Regions from separate parts of the Mus musculus genome. Here all the other regions are linked to region 2. Evidence: chromatin loops called from intact Hi-C (ENCODE). Cell type or tissue: left cerebral cortex. All regions are shown on one strand. Each heading gives the region's core, and the rest is flanking DNA. Links, peaks and the distances in the headings are about the cores only. Region 1 has its middle 33 kb from the start of Gm30636. Region 2 holds the start of Gcsam (germinal center associated, signaling and motility). Region 3 has its middle 28 kb from the start of Btla.

Region 1 (5,453 bases), core at 166-5,165, 280 kb after region 2:
AAACACCATGACCAAAAGCAAGATGTGGTGTCAGTATGTGGCTTACAGCTCCACATGGTCTATCACTGAAGAAAGTCAGGAGCACAGTCAGGGCCCAAACCTGGGAGGCAGGAGCTGATGCAGAGGCCATGGCAGAGTGTTGCCTACTGGCTTGCTCCTCATGGTTTGCTCAGTCTGTTTTTCTTATAGGACCCAAGACCTCCCCTGTTAATCACTAATTAATAAAATGGCCTACAGGCTTGCCTGCAGCTCAATCTTTTTATATATTTTTTTTCTTTATTTACATTTCAAATGTTTTCTCCTTTCTAGGTCTCCCTTTCAGAAACTCCCTATCCCATCCCTCCTCCTCCTACCTCTATGAGGGTGCTCCCCCACCCACTGTCCTGTGGCTGTTGAGACTAAAGGACATTAAGAGAGGCCCTTCCAAGGCTGTGTGCTTGTCCAGCCTACTTTTTTCTGCCCTTGGGTCTTTTGCAGTGCCTGAAGCTAAGCCCGTGTACACTTCCTGCTGCAGCTTAATTGTACAGATTTCTTCCTCAAGGCTCCTCCTCTCTGATGATTTTAGCTTGTCTCAAGTGGACAGAAAACTATCCAGCATGTCCATGAGCAAGGAGGTGTTACTCTGCTCAAGTAAGGACACCTCAGCTACTACAGATGCTACAATCAGAGGCAATACCTGACTGAGTTATTGATAGTCAACTGCTATTCTCCACAATCCATATGTCTTCTGTGCTGTCTAGATAGAAAAGTTAAGGGGACATGGTGGGAACCACGACTCGTGCATCTTTCAAGTCCTTGGTAGTGGTGCTCATTTCTGTAACTCCTAAAAGGATGCAACACTGTTTTTGATTCACTATTTTCCTTGGCACGGGGAACTCTAAAGGCTTCCATTTAGCCTTTCCAACCATAATAGCTCTCATTCCCCAGTCAGAAAACCAATGGGAGAAGTCTGCCAACATCTAAATATATCTATCCCAATTATACATTCTGGGATTGGGGGAAAAAAAAACCCACCACCACAGGATGAATTTGAGGACATGCTGGCCCTACTATGTATAGGACATGGGCCAAACTTCCATTAATCACCTGACCTCCAAAAGCTCCTATTTAACTGGAAGGCCACTGTGTTTCTCGGGATCTCCTGGGAAAAGCGTTAATTCAGGACTAGCATCCAACAGACCCTGAAAAGTCTGATTGTTTTCATTCCCCTGGTGTACAGTTACTTTTGTAAAAGGCTGTATTTCCCTCTGGGGAAGGACTGGAGAAAGGCTAATGGTCAAACTTTTAAGTATTTTATCAATATCCTTCCTTGGGGGAATCTGGCCACCCTTTCTCTCACGGAATTCTGGGTCTGCAAACCAAGGCTCAAGGGTAGAAATTAATTCACGAGCCTAGGCTACAACATGAGACCCCATCTAAAATAAGTAAACAAAATAAATAAATAAAACTTGCCGAACTGAAAAACCAGCAACTATTTTAGAAGTCTCTTCTCAGGCTCACTTCCTCATTTCATAATAAGAGCCCTCAGAAATGTTACTTCTGAAATTATGCCAGACCTAGAAAAGCAATAAATCTCTATTATATAATTAAGACATCTCATATTAAGGATGAACATGGACTATTACATCTATTCTTGTTTAATATTAGGAAACTGAGGTTCAGAGAGATGTTAGATTGACTTTCCGTGTAGCCCATAGCAACCTGAGATACTAATCCTGTTGGCCCACCCTTCAGTACAGCACCTAAAGTGTATGTAGACGAATGTTTTGAAGTATCTTAACTTATGCCTTCCTTTTCCCATGTAGAAAAACATCCTGACTTTTTGACCTAATAAAAGGAAAAACCATGACTGATCTTGGGACCAGAATGAAGCAATCCTTCATTGTGGGCTTTCCCACAAGTGCTCACTCTTCGCTCATTCATTATTCACTGGTTTCAAATATTAAGGTTTTGAGATCTTGTTCTTCCAGAGAACCTGGGTTTGAGGCCAAGCAACCCTGTGGTGGGTCAGCATTGTTTATAACTCTTGTTCCAGGGAATCCTATGCCCTCTTCTGGATTCTGAGGGTACTTCATGAATGCAGGTAAAACATCAAAACACATAATTGTTTTAAAAGTAGAAATGTTAAAAAAAAATAGATCAATTCCTTTCGAATGCAGTTGGGCTGATGCTCATGAGACTGAATTAGTGATTGCTAAGCTGGATTCTGACGAAGCTTGGGCATCTTCACTTGGGTTTCCTAGCATGAATTAAGTCTATGCTCTTGATGATCCCAACTTTGAACATTGTAGGATACAACAAGCTTATTCTTAAAAATGACCCAGCTTCAGGTATTTTCTTATAATAACAGAGATCAGAGTAGGACTGTGGGAGAACTCTGCTATTCAGGTCACAATCTCCTGTGTCTGGATGGCTTTCTGAGTTTGGTGCAAAATGAAGGGCTCACTTTCTCAACAGGGCTTCCTTTTCTCTGCCTGACTGTCTGGAGAGTGTCCCTGAACACAGGTGGCTGGCCTTGTCTGCAAAATGACCTTGTGCAGAGCTCTCTGCAGGGGCTGCACAAGTCAGAGCACAAGTCCCTTTCTGGCTTCTTGCCCACATGATAATTATATGCTGTGACCAACCAGCCCTTAGGACATAGGGCATTAAGCCAGGGGTCACTGCAGACCTCTACATTTGAAAGCGAGTTAATAGTGTTGAAGTAGTCCAGCTTTGCTTGAAAATAAAGGAAACTGTGAGACTCCCCACCCAACTGCATGAAACTGGACACTATCTGTCCCACTGCACCAACAAGGCTGGCACTTTCCAGGAGTTAGAAGTTCAGAATCTCAGGTTTTACCAGGGATTCAAATACACCTCTGTCTACGTGGTCTATAGTTCACCAAGTACTCTAGATGTCTGGTAGGCACAGTCAAATTTGAAAAGCCCTAAATAAAAATAAACTTAAGAACACCGTGTTCTAAGCAGCAGCTTTCTATCTTTGTGATGCATAATAGAGTTGTCTCTATGAATCCTTTTATTAATAACACTCAAGTTTATGAGGAAATTGAATTCAGCAAACTTTATTGTTTGATTTCCTTGGGAATAAACCATTCTATTTTTAAAAGAGTAGGAAAGTTCCTAATCAGATTTCTACCGTTCCCACCAACGGTTTTGCTATTGTTGTTGTTACCATCCAAGGCTGTGCAGAAATGCATCTCAGGGTGGACTGTGCAGAAACTTAGAGGTCACTATAACTATAGTTATAAAGGGAGGGATGGCTACTTTTTGATCTGACAGTAGATCTTAGGGGTCACCCATGTGGAACTGGTTTTGCAAGAAGGTAAGAGTTATAAGGGCATAAATGCTGCATCAAGATTCTAGAGAAAATCCTGGGAAGTAGACAGCATGTAACATAGTCAAATTCCCCACTGGGCCTTTGGACAAACTGTGCTGCTGTTCTTGGCCCTCTGGAAATTTCATAAGCACATATGCCATACCAAGTTATAATGATGCCAGTGTGGCCTCTGGGTCCCAGCCCTTTAAGCATCAACATGATTACCTCCATGAATAGCCACTGGTTGTGAATCAAGAGCTGTACCCCTAGAACCTGACACCCTGGCTTTGCTTTCATTTCTCTTCAGTGTCATGATGACCCTGGCTGATTTACCGTTACCGCAACTTCTGGCATGTTGAATTCATTGTTTAAATGCTCCAGGACATCACTACCCTGACTAATGTTGTTCTAAGAACTAGACAAAAAACACAAGCAGACATTGGGTACATTGTATTCTTATGCCAGGGGCCAGATGCAGAATTCAAAAACATCTAGAAAACACAGGGTTAATGGAAGGCCTCATCTTCTCTCTCAGCCTGCCTCATCCTGTTTCCTGATTTCTATAATGTCTACTGTCTCCATTTTTAGCCATTTTTTTCATTTACCCTTTTGATCTGCACAAAAAGCCTGCTTTTTGTATCAAAGAGGTATTATGTAATTTGCATGCTGTCATTATGACCATGAATTTCCTTCAATTAATTCACTGAGTTGTTTTTGTAGAGGGAAGTGTTACAAAGGCTTATGGGAAAACACATTATATAATAAGACTATTCATAGAAATGCAAGATAACTTCTTGTTAAAATTAACTCTTATATTGACCCTCAATTCTTTTTAAAAAATTTTCTCAAAGCACATTTTTGTTCAAGTACTGAAAGAAGTCCATTGACATCAGATTCAAGTACCATGAAAATTGGGGGGGGGGGATTAGAAACTGTGATCCAAAGATGCAAAATTATAATTTTGTGATCCAAAAGTAGACAAGACTCTCTATACAGGAGGGTTTAAGAAGTGAACGTTGATAGGGGTACTGGACAAACATAGAAGGCAAATTCCCTGTTCTCTTCCTCTTGTCCTTGCCCCTTACTGCAAGCCTCACCTGGTTGGCTCAATTGCTTCACTATTAGTGACTTCTAACCCCCTTCTTCCTGTTTCCCTCCTAATCCTCTCCCCGTTAAAGAAAAGAGACTGAGCAATAAATCCACCCGAAGTGGAAGATTCTCCCCACTACAGACAGGACAAAACTAGAAGGAAGATATTTCAACATGCTTGTGCTAAGGACCAGGTTAGGGGAGAACTCTGGGTGCTATGCATAGATGATGATATTAATGCCTAAACAGACCAGCTCCATAAGACCCAAAACATACAAGATGCTCTAGAACTCAAAAAGATTGATACTGAAAGAAGCAACAGATGGGCAATTATATTAGAATAAGGCATAATAAATACAGGTATACATTTGATTCAGGCTTTTATAATATGTGCTACTTTTTTAAGTTTATGGATTCTAATCAGTGTTTAGAGATGCTGAAACAATTCATAAATGTTGATATGATTTTAAAGAAATAACATGTCCATCCCACATATCTGAAAACATCCTCAAGTGATGATTGTCCTTCATACCTGTGTACTCTTCAACAGAAATCAACCCTCTGGAGCCTTTCCCTCTGGCTCTGGGCAGTGAAAACTAAGACCCCATACCTAACTTGCTGCTAAGTTTCAAAACTTGAATCACCCACACATCTTCCTTTCTGTGGTTAACTTTCTCCCTTACTTAAGTAATTTTAACAGCTTCTTAGTTGCCTCCGTCCTGTTTTTTTCCTTTTGATTACTACACACACACTTGTATGAAGACGTATACATTCACTGCACTGTGGGAATCCTCACACACAGTAATAGATGTTTCCTAACAGCTCACTGGCCAATCAGATGCTGATGTTTCCCTTCCCAACACATAACACTGCCTTCATTTATTAATTTTTGAGTAGGATGGTTGACTTCAACTTCTTCCTACTCTAAAGCAGTAGCCACTGGTGACAGGCTTGAGACAACTGCCATCACACACCATTTCTCTGGTTCCACGAATGAGACCCACTTGAGAAAGTTACAGTAGCAGGGAAAATAATATTATCTTAGGGA
Region 2 (5,453 bases), core at 177-5,176:
TAAGTTCTTTCTCTCATTTCACCTGTTCTTATGTTCTCATTGTCTCTGTGTGTGAAAACCTGTAAGGATAGTCACATGGTGTATGGCTCAGGAGGGACTGAATTCTTGTCACACCCCTTCCCTAGTCCATTCACCCTAAAAGCTGTCCTCTTTTTTTCTTTCACCTCTGGCTCAGGTCTCTGCTCGCAGGAGGGAGTGAGCTCACCTGGTTGTCCTCTGCAAACAGTTCCCCATGAGGCAGGCCCCTCAGCACCTTCCCTCTGGTAGTCTCCACTTCCTTCTCAGCCGGCTTGCACCTTGGTCTGGCACTGTGCTCTGTAACTGGCAGTTTCCGACTGACAGTAGCTTCAGAGCTGCTCTGGTCACCCGTGTAGAGTCAGAAAGAGGAGGTGCCTGCTGGATGGTGGAGGAAGAGGCTGAGGGGGAGATGAGAGGCACATTTGTGTGTCTTGAAAGACCAGGGCCTTGATGCACCAGACTATTAACCAAAGGAAAAAAAGGTTGGTTAGGGAGAGGGTTAGCCACTAGGGAGTCCCAGGCTTTTCCTAACGGAGGAACCATGGGAGATTTTCCATGGCAGACACCTGTATTTAGTAAGAAAGTCAAATGGGAGAGGATCATTGTTTAGAAGCAAACAAAACAAAAAAGTCTGAAATATCAAATACCCCCCCTCAAAAAAAAAAAAAAACTCCAAAAGGGAAAACAGAATCAAGCCACAGTCTAGCTGGGCATATATAAACTTTCAAAATGTACTCACGAGCACATATACTGGAGTAACTGTACAAACAAGGCAAGTTGAGAGGGACCATTGCTGAGTGAAGTGGCCACAGAGCCATAGAGAGGGGAATCATAGGGTAAAATGGTTTGATGTGGGAAATGGGAAAAATAGGAGCACTCTAATTACTGTGTGTGTGTGTGTGTGTGTGTGTGTGTGTGTGTGTGTGTGTGTGAAGGATGATAAATCCAGAAGGAAGAAGGTAAAATAACAGTAAGGATGGCTGAAAAAGTCATAAGGAGTCATACTACTAGCTCTCTACCTAAAAATACCTGTAGTTATGGAAGTCCGTGCATAAATATATTGGTTTAAATAAAAATTCCCCATCTTGTCTGACAATGCCTCCTCCAAAAGTCAAAATTCATCTAACCGAAACGGCAGCACCACCCTTTATAAATCATCTTTTGAGCTGTTGGTTAGGGCTATCAAAGACTCCCTAAACACAGAGCCTTATTGCTATTGCTCTTGGCTGCCCTCTAAAGGCAGAATTTGAGTCCATATTGCTGCAGATACCTTGCATTTCAGAGGCCCAGACTCCCAGGACCCAGAAATAACCTGAATATCTCCTGGACTGCTTGCCAGGAGCACCCCACTCCCTGCACAGACAGGTGGCAATGATATTAGGAAAGGATCTTGTTCTTTGTCTCCACCGTAGTGGCTGTGTGTCTGTGCCTTCTTTACTATGGTACTAAGGATGTGTAAACTGTATATAAGTTATACTGCTTAAATGAATCCTGGGACTGCAATCATCGTTTGAATGATGGTTGTTTCTTGTTTGGTTACTCATTTGTTCATCCCGTCAACAAGTGTGTGTTGAGAACCTACTGTGTGCCGAGGACCTTGGGCTCAACAGTGAGCAGAACAGAGGAGATATATTTCTTTATTTGACTTTCAGCAATACAGAAGTCATATCTAAGGCAAACAGCAGGATGGGGACTGTCTTAGTTATTGTTCTGTTGCTGTGAAAGACAATATGAACAAATCACCCCGTATGGAAGAAAGTAATTGTGGGCTTGCTTCCAGTTTCAGGGGATTCACTCTGGTGGAAAGCAGACAGGCGTGGCCTAGGAGCAGTCGCTGAGAACTTCACATCCTGATCTGCAGGCAGCAGAGAGAACAAGGACTTTGCCTTGTTTGGGATTTTTTTGAAAGCTTTAACCACCACCACCACCACCCTCCCCCACAACTGAAAAAAGGTCACACATACTTTAACAAGGCCACACCTCCTAATTCTCCCCAAATGTTTACACTGGCTGTTTACAACCAGAGTCAAAGCATTAGGGGCGGGGATTGAAAAATCAGTCTGCCTTGTCATTTTGGGTTATTGAATCCCAGTTTTCAAGTTTCAGTTTTACTACCGACCACTAGATGAAGACACTGAGCTGTGGAAGTCTCAGATACCAGGAAAGAAAATGTGTTGATTCTGCAAGAGGTGGAGCTGGGCATTCACTACATTGTTGGTGTGGTACAGACTTGGGGCTAAATAAACTGCTCCCACTGCACAGGTGAAAGTGTTACAAGTCCAAAAAGGAAATCTCTGAGCTCTTCTCTCTTTAGTCCCATCAGCATTTACTCCAGTACTTAAGACCTGTAAGAAATTACACTCCCTGAACTAGAAACAAAAACCTGGATATTTATACCAGTGAGATTTATGAGCTGAGATCTTTGCCCTTATCTACTCCTTGTTTGCTGTTGTGTGGGCAGTTAACCACCAGTGTAAAAACGATTCCCCTCTACTTTTATATAATAAGGTAACAAGATCTGAATAACCGTGCTTTACTGGATTTCTGACAGTCACAAACTCTAGAGCTTTTTTATATGTGAATTCTGTGGTTATCTTGCTACCAGTTCCTGCTTTTTGTAGGCGAGTAGGAATAAAAGAGCTCTACATGTTCTTTTCAGGTTGTTGTTGAGCTTCGGGTGTGGCAGAGATCTAGATCTCTGTGACAGGATCAATTCCTACGTTGGAGTTTTACATAGGATCTTTACAATCCAGACTATGCATCAAGCCGGACACTGACAATCATTGAAATTGGGCCTGTATACTTCTCTTTAGTAGCCTAGATTTCGAAAATAAGACCAAGACAACCTCAGCAGCCTAGCAAATGGCACATGATTAAACCAGCTCACAACTGTATAGTGAGTCCATCACATAGTGAAGATATCAAGCAATTTATCTGAATTCTCTAAGTTCCATTGCTTCCTCTTCAAAACGAGGCTAACCACCCCTTCCTCCATAAATACACTGATATCCTCATAAGCTGTTGGTAGAGAACGCGTCTCCCCTCTCCTGATGCTTGTTTCAGATTGAGGGGTAACTCTCCATTCATTGTCTTTGCATTCTTCAAACCCTGTCTCCTCCCAGAGGCCTGGAGGTTTCTGCTGGATAGTGCCACTGCTGCTGATTTGTGATGGTTTGTATATGCTTGGCAAAGGGAGTGGCACTATTTGGAGGTGTGGCCTTGTTGGAGTAGGTGTATCACTGTGGGTGTGGGCTTTAATACCTCCATCCTAGCTGCCTGGAAGTTAGTCTTTTAGCAGCCTTCAGATGAAGATGTAGGACTCTCAGTCTTGCCTGTACCATGCCTGCCTGTACTTTTCCATGCTCTCATCTTGATAATAATGGACTTTACCTCTGAATCTGTAAGCTCGTCCCAATTAAGTGTTGTCTATGACTGCCTTGGTCATGGTGTCTGTTCACAGCAGTAAGACCCTAAGACACTACTGAATAGGACTGCTAGTATCCTGACAAACTGAGATTGGAATCACCCCAAAATACTACTTTCTAAACATGTCCACATCCCCTTGTCCTATTTACCATCTATTCTCCCCTACCTTTGGATGATGGGCTAGAAGGGGGTCGAAGTGTTTGAGAATCCTTATTAAAAGTAGGTTTAAAAAAATATAAGCCTACAAGAAAATCTTAAGAGTCTTATTTTATCCCCCCACCCCAGTCTAAATACAGAAATAACATCATTTGGAGAGTTGGTTGGTTAGTGTGAGATGCTTTAATTCACATTATCACATAAAAGGCACATAAACTTTGGCTTGTCTCTATCTCCAGAAATAAATATTTTCATGGTCATTTTGAAAAGCTTAGGCAGCGAACTGAACTTTCCAGGCGACTCTTTAGATGTTAATATTCTCTTCTATCAATTCCTCATTTTCTTGATTCTAAAAGTGGATATGAAAACATAAATCAGATTTCAGGTCTTTTTAAAGAAAGTATAATGGTTAAGCTTTGTCAACTTGATGCATTCTGGAATCATCTGAGAAGAGAGTCTCAAGTAGGATTGTCTGCATTGCAGTGGCTTGTGGGCATGTCTACATGGCACTGCCTCAGTTAAGTTACTTGAGGAAGAGTCAGTCTGGTGTGTGCAGTTTTATTCCTTCTGCAGGGGGTCCTGAACTATTCAGGAGCAGAGAAATCAAATTGAGCACAGGCAAGTAAGTACGACGGTAAATGCGTATGTATTTATTTCTTCCTGCTCTTAAGTGTGGCAGTGATGGGAAGTTCTAGCCTTTACTTCCCATCAAAGCTGGATTCTAATGTAAAATTATGAGCTGAAATAAATTCCTTTCTTCTCCAAGTTGATGTTGTAGTCTGTCGCAACAACAGAAAGAAAACTAGAACACAAGGGTTTGATGGACAGAGGAGTGCTGGTGTGGGACCTGACACAGAGCAGAGGAGGCAAGCCTGGGACTCTTACAGTGGTCATTGTACATACTCCATCCTGAAGGACCAGAACAGGGGTCTCTTGATGGGCAGGGCTTTGAGGGGTTATCTTGCCATCTCAAGGAAAACCATGTTCTGGGATGATAGTGGTGGGAAGGAACATGGTAGTAGGCCTCAAACATAAGCAACATCTAACACTTGGGAATAAAAAACATCTACTCAAAAACACAGCTGGATGGGTTCGTGTATACATTCAACTGGCTGCTATTTCTGTCTTTCCTTAAACCCTCAGCTTCTCAATGCTTTTGCTTTAAAGAAGAAAGAAAGAATATCATGCAGTCATTAGCTTTCTGCCTCAAACTAGATTTCTCAAATACAAGAACTATAAGTGTGTGTGCCATTTAAAAAAAAACTGATGGACAAGCACCATTCTTTTTAAACAGGTACAAGAATACTAGCTTCCCTGGCTCTTTTCCATCTCTAAAATATGTCAAGAGGCTGAGTTCCATAAGCTTGGTTAGCTTGCCAAGTAAACTAAATTTACTTTATATTTTTACCTTTAACTGTTTTCTTTACATGATTTTTTAATTGAATTTTTCTTTTGCTATCCTAGGCCTAGATGGTTAGTGTGGAGCTTTCTGAGAAATTCAGTTTAGTCCAGGACAGAAGAGATTAGAATACTCTGCACTGCATTCATCAAAGACTGTGATTCTAGGGGCTAGCTGCTGCTTTCCAGACTGAATAATCCGAGATGCTTTGCAGAGGTAGTTGTAGAAGCTGTGGCAGCCTTTGAACCTGGCCAAATTCAGAACATGACAGAGGTAAAGGGGCTCAGATTTCAGCCATCATTATCCTTGCTGATGCTAGTGTGCTAATATGATTCAAGATAAATTCAAGATATTCTGCCATCTCTTGAATTTGTTAGTCATTTGTATAATATTTACACAAGAGTATGTTAGCAACCTATTATAGGCTTGGCAAAGAGAAATCTTCCTACTGAAA
Region 3 (5,453 bases), core at 370-5,369, 410 kb after region 2:
GTTTAACAGCAAAGACGAATGCCACCAGATATTTGTGAGGTTTTCTTAGCAACTGCATCTCTAGGGCATTCTCAGTGGGAATGCAATCTATGCTAAGTCCCATAGTTTATTAATTGTTCCATAAGGTCACCTGGGCTTTTTCCCATTGCCATCTTTTTTAAAAACAAGACACTGTGAACATTCTTGTACAAGTCTTTTTAAAACTTGTTCCATTTGGATGGGAATGGAAGACTCTAGGCTAGAATTGTTTTATCTCGATGTAGATGTATAGTTTGAAAGAAATTAAACTACCAACAAAACAACCAAGACTGAAAAGGCTTGGGGAAAATACTTTCAACCCATGTAGCTAATATGAATTTATGTCAAAAATACATGAGGTGTCTATAATTCAACAGAAAAAAAAACCATAATTTAAATATGGGCAGTTTTTAAAGGCTTTCTCCACAGGAAATAAATGGCTGGTATTGTAAAGCTAAACAAGAACCTACAGTTAGGTCTAGTTAATAGGCCCCAGGGGTCAACCTACTATTATTATTTTGTTAAATTGACCTAGTGTCAAACTGCTCTCTAAATTCATCTCTGTACCTATAGATTAGTGCAGCTCTCAGGCCTCATCAGATGAGTTTCTTTGTGCAGGGAACAGTGATTAACACAGAAACTCACAACTGGTGAAATTGCAAAGCATGAGTGTCTATAGAGCATCATCTGGAAACAGAACATCTGCATCACCACACCTCTTCCCTCCTTCCAAGGCTAGAGACCATCATGAAAGAAGACACAGAGAGATTGAAAGTCAGAGTTCTGGAAGATCAGGGTGACATAACAAGACCACTCTATTCGTGAAATCAGAAGCTGTAATTGTCTCTACAAGACCTGCACAAGATCAAATCGATCAACATTTCAACATGGAAAGAGGTTCATGAGCCACCACACCTAGATAAGGAGCTATTGACAGTTGATCACTTCTGGATGAGGGGAGGGTCAGTTTGAAGTGAACACCCTCAGGTAGGTTGACCATGCTCCAGTGAATAGCCCAACAGTCATGAGTATATGGAGAGCACAAACTGGATTTGGTTGGTTATTTTAAAAAATAGGACATGAGTTGGGAGGGGGTGGATCAAACCAGGGATAAGTTGGGGAGTGGTAGGAGCTTAATATGATCAAAATACATTGTAAGCATGAACGAAATTCTCCAACAATTAAAACAAATATATTAAAACATTAAGTGTTGTGATTGCTTTGAAAAAAAAAATCTCAACAATGAAAAACAGTGGGCACAAAAGCCATGCAGCTAATAAGTAAATGAAGAGATGCTTAAAATCACCATCCATCAACTAAAGCAAACCCAAACCACAGTGTTTACTACTGCACAGTTCTTATAGTGGCAATTGCCACAGCTTGAAAATGGTTTGCGTTCTCCAAAGGTCTGAGTTCTAAAGCTTGGTCCCCAGCATGCAGTAAATGAGTGGAACTCTTAAGAAGTGGGCGTGTCATAGGACTGTTCCTTCTGGAATAGATTAACATTGTTTGTGAGCTTAAGCCTTGTTTTGTCAGCATTGCTTGGTCCCTGTGAGATGGGCCCAGTGTTTTCTTTCTTACCAGGCAATCTCTTCCACAAATGCTTTTTTGCCATTGATACCATCCATCACCAGTCCCACACTGGAGTCCAGCAATTTCAAGAACTATAAGCTACACAAGCCTACTTTCTTTATAAAGTATCTAGTTCTAGGTATTTTGCCTTAGAAAATAAAAACGTACCAAGAATCTATAATGAAGGAAAAAAAATGAGTTTTATCTGCTTCAAAATCCAGTTACTTGAAAGGCTGCCTGGACTATAGAGTGAGTTCAAGACCAGACTGAACAACCCAGTGAGACCCAGCCTCACATAAACAGTATGCTTAAAAGAACTGGGTACGTATTTCAGCAGTAATGTATTTACCTAGCATGTATAAGACTCTAGGTTCGACACGTACCAGTGCCAAAAAAGAAAACACAGCTCAGTAGAAAATGTTGGTGAGAATGCAGTTATCTATTTCTTGATGTATAAAACTCTCCCCTCCTCCCAAATGCTATGAGAAAGGCCAATATATCAAGTGATAACATATTCCTCTTGGTAGATAGCAGTAGGGAAAGAACTGAAGCCCTCCAATTCCTGGAATTCCCAATGTAGTTCTTTAACACCAAGTGCTTCTGGAAACAGGACTTTGAAAAAAATCACCAGAACAAAATTAATTGGTTTAGTCCGTTCCTCTCATTTTACAAGTAGGCATTCAAGTATTCTGTGTTAAATACGAAGGACAAAAGCGGCACAGGATTGATACTCAATGCCTACCAGCAATCCCCTACATGCTCAAATTTTGTGCTGTTCTACTGCCCTCTGCTGGACAAATATTTCTGAGTGTGTGACCCACGACTCCTGAGAATTGGCATCAGTATACATACAGCATCCCAAGAAATGGGACAGTTCTGAGTCAGGGAGGCAGGACTTGTGGAGGAATAGAATATGAGGCAGAGAAATAGGGGGATGTCTAGCTCTTTGGCTCTAGTGAAGGGAAGAATTGGTACGGGCATGGGGGCGGTTCTTATTGTTCTACAAATTTGTAAAGTCAGAAATCTTCAGCCACAGCTACACATACCAAATCTGAAATGACAGATAAATAATCAAATAAGTGGAAAGTGAAAGAAAGCAAAAGGGCAATAAGTAACTTTATTCAGATCAATGCTGAAGAACTAGTCTCAGTTTCACAGCTTTAGCTGCTATATAGTACCTTATAAAACTACCTGTGACACCTGCATGTTTCACTGGTTGTAAAAAATCAAACAATTTCAAAACCAATTGAAATGTTTTGTGTTAAGATGAAAAATTAAATAAAACTACCTGTGATTAATGAGTAGAATTCTCCCAATTCATACCACCATGAACAGAACCAGCGTCCTCCCAGATGTCCCCTACGGTGCTCTTCAACCATTTCTTTAGGATATATGCCCTACAGTAGGAGTTCCTTGACCAGGTTCTAAGAAATTCTTCTCCCAAAACGCTACACCAGTCAACTGTGCACCAGCTGTGCACCATGGGGGCATAGTGAGGGTTTTTTTTTTTTAAGTTGCCTATTTCTAGTTCATGTTTCTTTAAATTTGAAATTTCTGACCATGGTAGTAGGCCTTCAGGGTAGCCAACTATGATCTATGCCGTAACATTCACATGAAAGTGTATTTTCCAACTACATTGAGTAGAATGAGGGACATGCAGTGTGTAAATTCTAAGAGTCAGTCAAGGGAGAGATCCTGGCTTCTTTCCCACCCTCTTAGGTAAGTTTCTCTGTCTGGGGATACTAGACAGCTATCTAGGGAGGTCCCCGTACCATCACCAACTTGCCCATTGTAATAATCTTGTCCACTTGAAGATCCATCTCCAGGTATGTCTGTGAGGGTATTTGCAGAGCCTAATAAATGAACAACACAGTCCGAATGCAATTGGTGCCATACACTGAGACCCTGGGGGCCTAGATGAAATGATAACGAGACAGCCAAGCATTGGCATTGCCTCTATGCTTCCTGGCTGGCTATGAGGCCAGACCTCCTCTATCCCATTTTCCTATCAATTCATGTTATTTGATCATAGTAACACAAAAGCTAATATATCTGATATATGGACAAGTGCTTTTACGGGTGAAATTTGCAGTTTTAGCCTTCAGGTACTTGCAAACATGGCTGCATGAGTGCTGCATCTCACCTGACCCAGAAAAACACGTGAGGCCACTCAAAGCTCCAGGTTTGTCTTAGTCCATTCTTTGTCTTAGGCAACTCTTATAAAGGAAGACATTTCATTGGGCTTGCTTACAGCTCAGAGGTTTAGTCCAGTATCAGCACTGTGGGAAACATGGCAGCACAGAGACATGGTGCTAGAGAAGAAACTTGAGTGCTACATCTGGGCCACAGGCAGCAGGAAGAAAAAGCTACTGGAACTGGCTTTGGCATTTGAAACCCCAAAGCCCACCCCTTCCCCAGCGACACACTTCCTCCAACAAGGTCACAACTACTTCAACAAGGCCATGCCCCCTAAATCTCTTTCAAGTAGTGTCACTCTTTGATGACCAACCAAATATATGAACCTATGGGGGTCATTTTCATTCAAACCACCACAGGATTCAAACTAACATTGCTTTAGCTACGGAGCTGTAGGGTAATTTTTATACACAGACATTAATATCCCACCAAAGTCATTGCTAATTTGCAGGACTTCTCTGTATAAAGGTGAAACAGACATCTGTTATGAACTTTACAAATACCCTCTCTCAACTATTTGTCTGCAAAATCTATCCATAGTGTCTTTAAAAGAATACTTTTGGCATAATCACACTTTTTTCCTGCATTATAGTCCATGTTAAAAGGACAATGGGATAGATGGGGCTGGTGTTTGGGAGACTCTCTGGGGAGCGAAGCTTGGGAGAGGTTGGAGGGAGGAAATGGAGGTAGCAAAGTGACATAGTTATATTTTAATTTAAAAATGTTAAATCCTACTGCATCCTTGATCACAGTATATTGTCTTATATTTTGCTTTAGAAAGCTGTGATTTTATACTTACTTTAGGCTTAATGCCATTCTTTCATTGTCTAATCAGAAATTTAGCATGTTCTCTTTAATGTCTGGGAAATGGGAAAAGTGTAAATTTTCTTATCTGTAGCAACTAACAAACTTCATGAAAATCAACATTCTTGGGCTCATACATATAACACAACTCCCATTTTCTTACTTCTTGATATATATTTTCTGATGTGACTGGTTTTAAGTTGAGGTTGCCTTTGATATTATAAGGCCAAATACTACAGAATAAAGTATGCATCCTTTAGATAACTGAATTTTGAAGGTGTTCAGAGCTCTCAAATCATTATTTGAATTACACCTTTAAATTCACCATTTTTACACTGCTAAAAACACAAATATCAAAATGTTATGCAGCAAGTGCATTGGTAAGTCAGTGCACATCACCACCTTATGTGCAGAGAGCAGAATATTTCCCACCATCTACCTTCACTGAGTAACCTATTGTGGAACTGAACTGGTATTCTTGAAATATACAGATTTCTGCCTCAGAATGTAGAAAACTAGGAAACATTAATTTCATCCTTAAAGCAAAGCAGAATAAAACTAAATTTGTATTTATAACTTTATACATCATAGAGGAAATCTGAACACAAATGAAATTAGCTGGTCCAAAATTTGACCAGGTGGGAAGAGCGCTGACTCATGCTCCATGTATGTCAGCTGGGACAGGAAACACATTGAAGAGAGTGGACAATGGAGGAAAACTGTCAGAATATAATTTTGAGTCCTCAATAATTTTCAGATTCTCTTCCCATAAAGTCTATCTGGCACTCATCAGAAAACATCAGAATGAGCACTCAGTAGTGTCTATTGTGGTACATAACTGGAGGTGGAGGTGGGATGGTAGT

Evidence for each region. Peaks named below come from ENCODE experiments on the same cell type or tissue, not always from the same donor. Only the 100,000 strongest peaks of a DNase experiment are listed, where the experiment ranks them.
Region 1: a loop joins it to region 2, with 1.8 times the contacts of the local background. A loop is called at or near these places in 2 of 42 quality-filtered maps.
Region 3: it touches region 2 in a loop (7-fold over the local background); 13 of 42 quality-filtered maps call a loop at or near these places.

The regions. Positions count from the first base shown.
Region 1 is chr16:45,327,025-45,332,477 of GRCm38, reverse strand. No RefSeq gene overlaps it. Among named protein-coding and RNA genes, the nearest start is that of Gm30636, 33 kb to the left of the region's middle. In left cerebral cortex, for the core only: a CTCF peak has its summit at 2,052 (motif pointing left); a DNase peak (open chromatin) is centred at 2,053; H3K27ac peaks cover 964 bases.
Region 2 is chr16:45,605,313-45,610,765 of GRCm38, reverse strand. Slc9c1 (solute carrier family 9, subfamily C (Na+-transporting carboxylic acid decarboxylase), member 1) reads right to left here. Exons shown (of 28, transcript NM_198106.4): 28 at 3,765-3,949. The coding sequence ends at 3,905. It overlaps Gcsam (germinal center associated, signaling and motility), which reads right to left and starts at 326. Exons shown (of 5, transcript NM_008099.4): 1 at 206-326. The coding sequence starts at 234. In left cerebral cortex, for the core only: CTCF peaks have their summits at 1,250 (motif pointing left) and 2,129; DNase peaks (open chromatin) are centred at 1,260 and 2,174.
Region 3 is chr16:45,193,947-45,199,399 of GRCm38, reverse strand. No RefSeq gene overlaps it. Among named protein-coding and RNA genes, the nearest start is that of Btla, 28 kb to the left of the region's middle. In left cerebral cortex, for the core only: a CTCF peak has its summit at 2,376 (motif pointing left); a DNase peak (open chromatin) is centred at 2,374.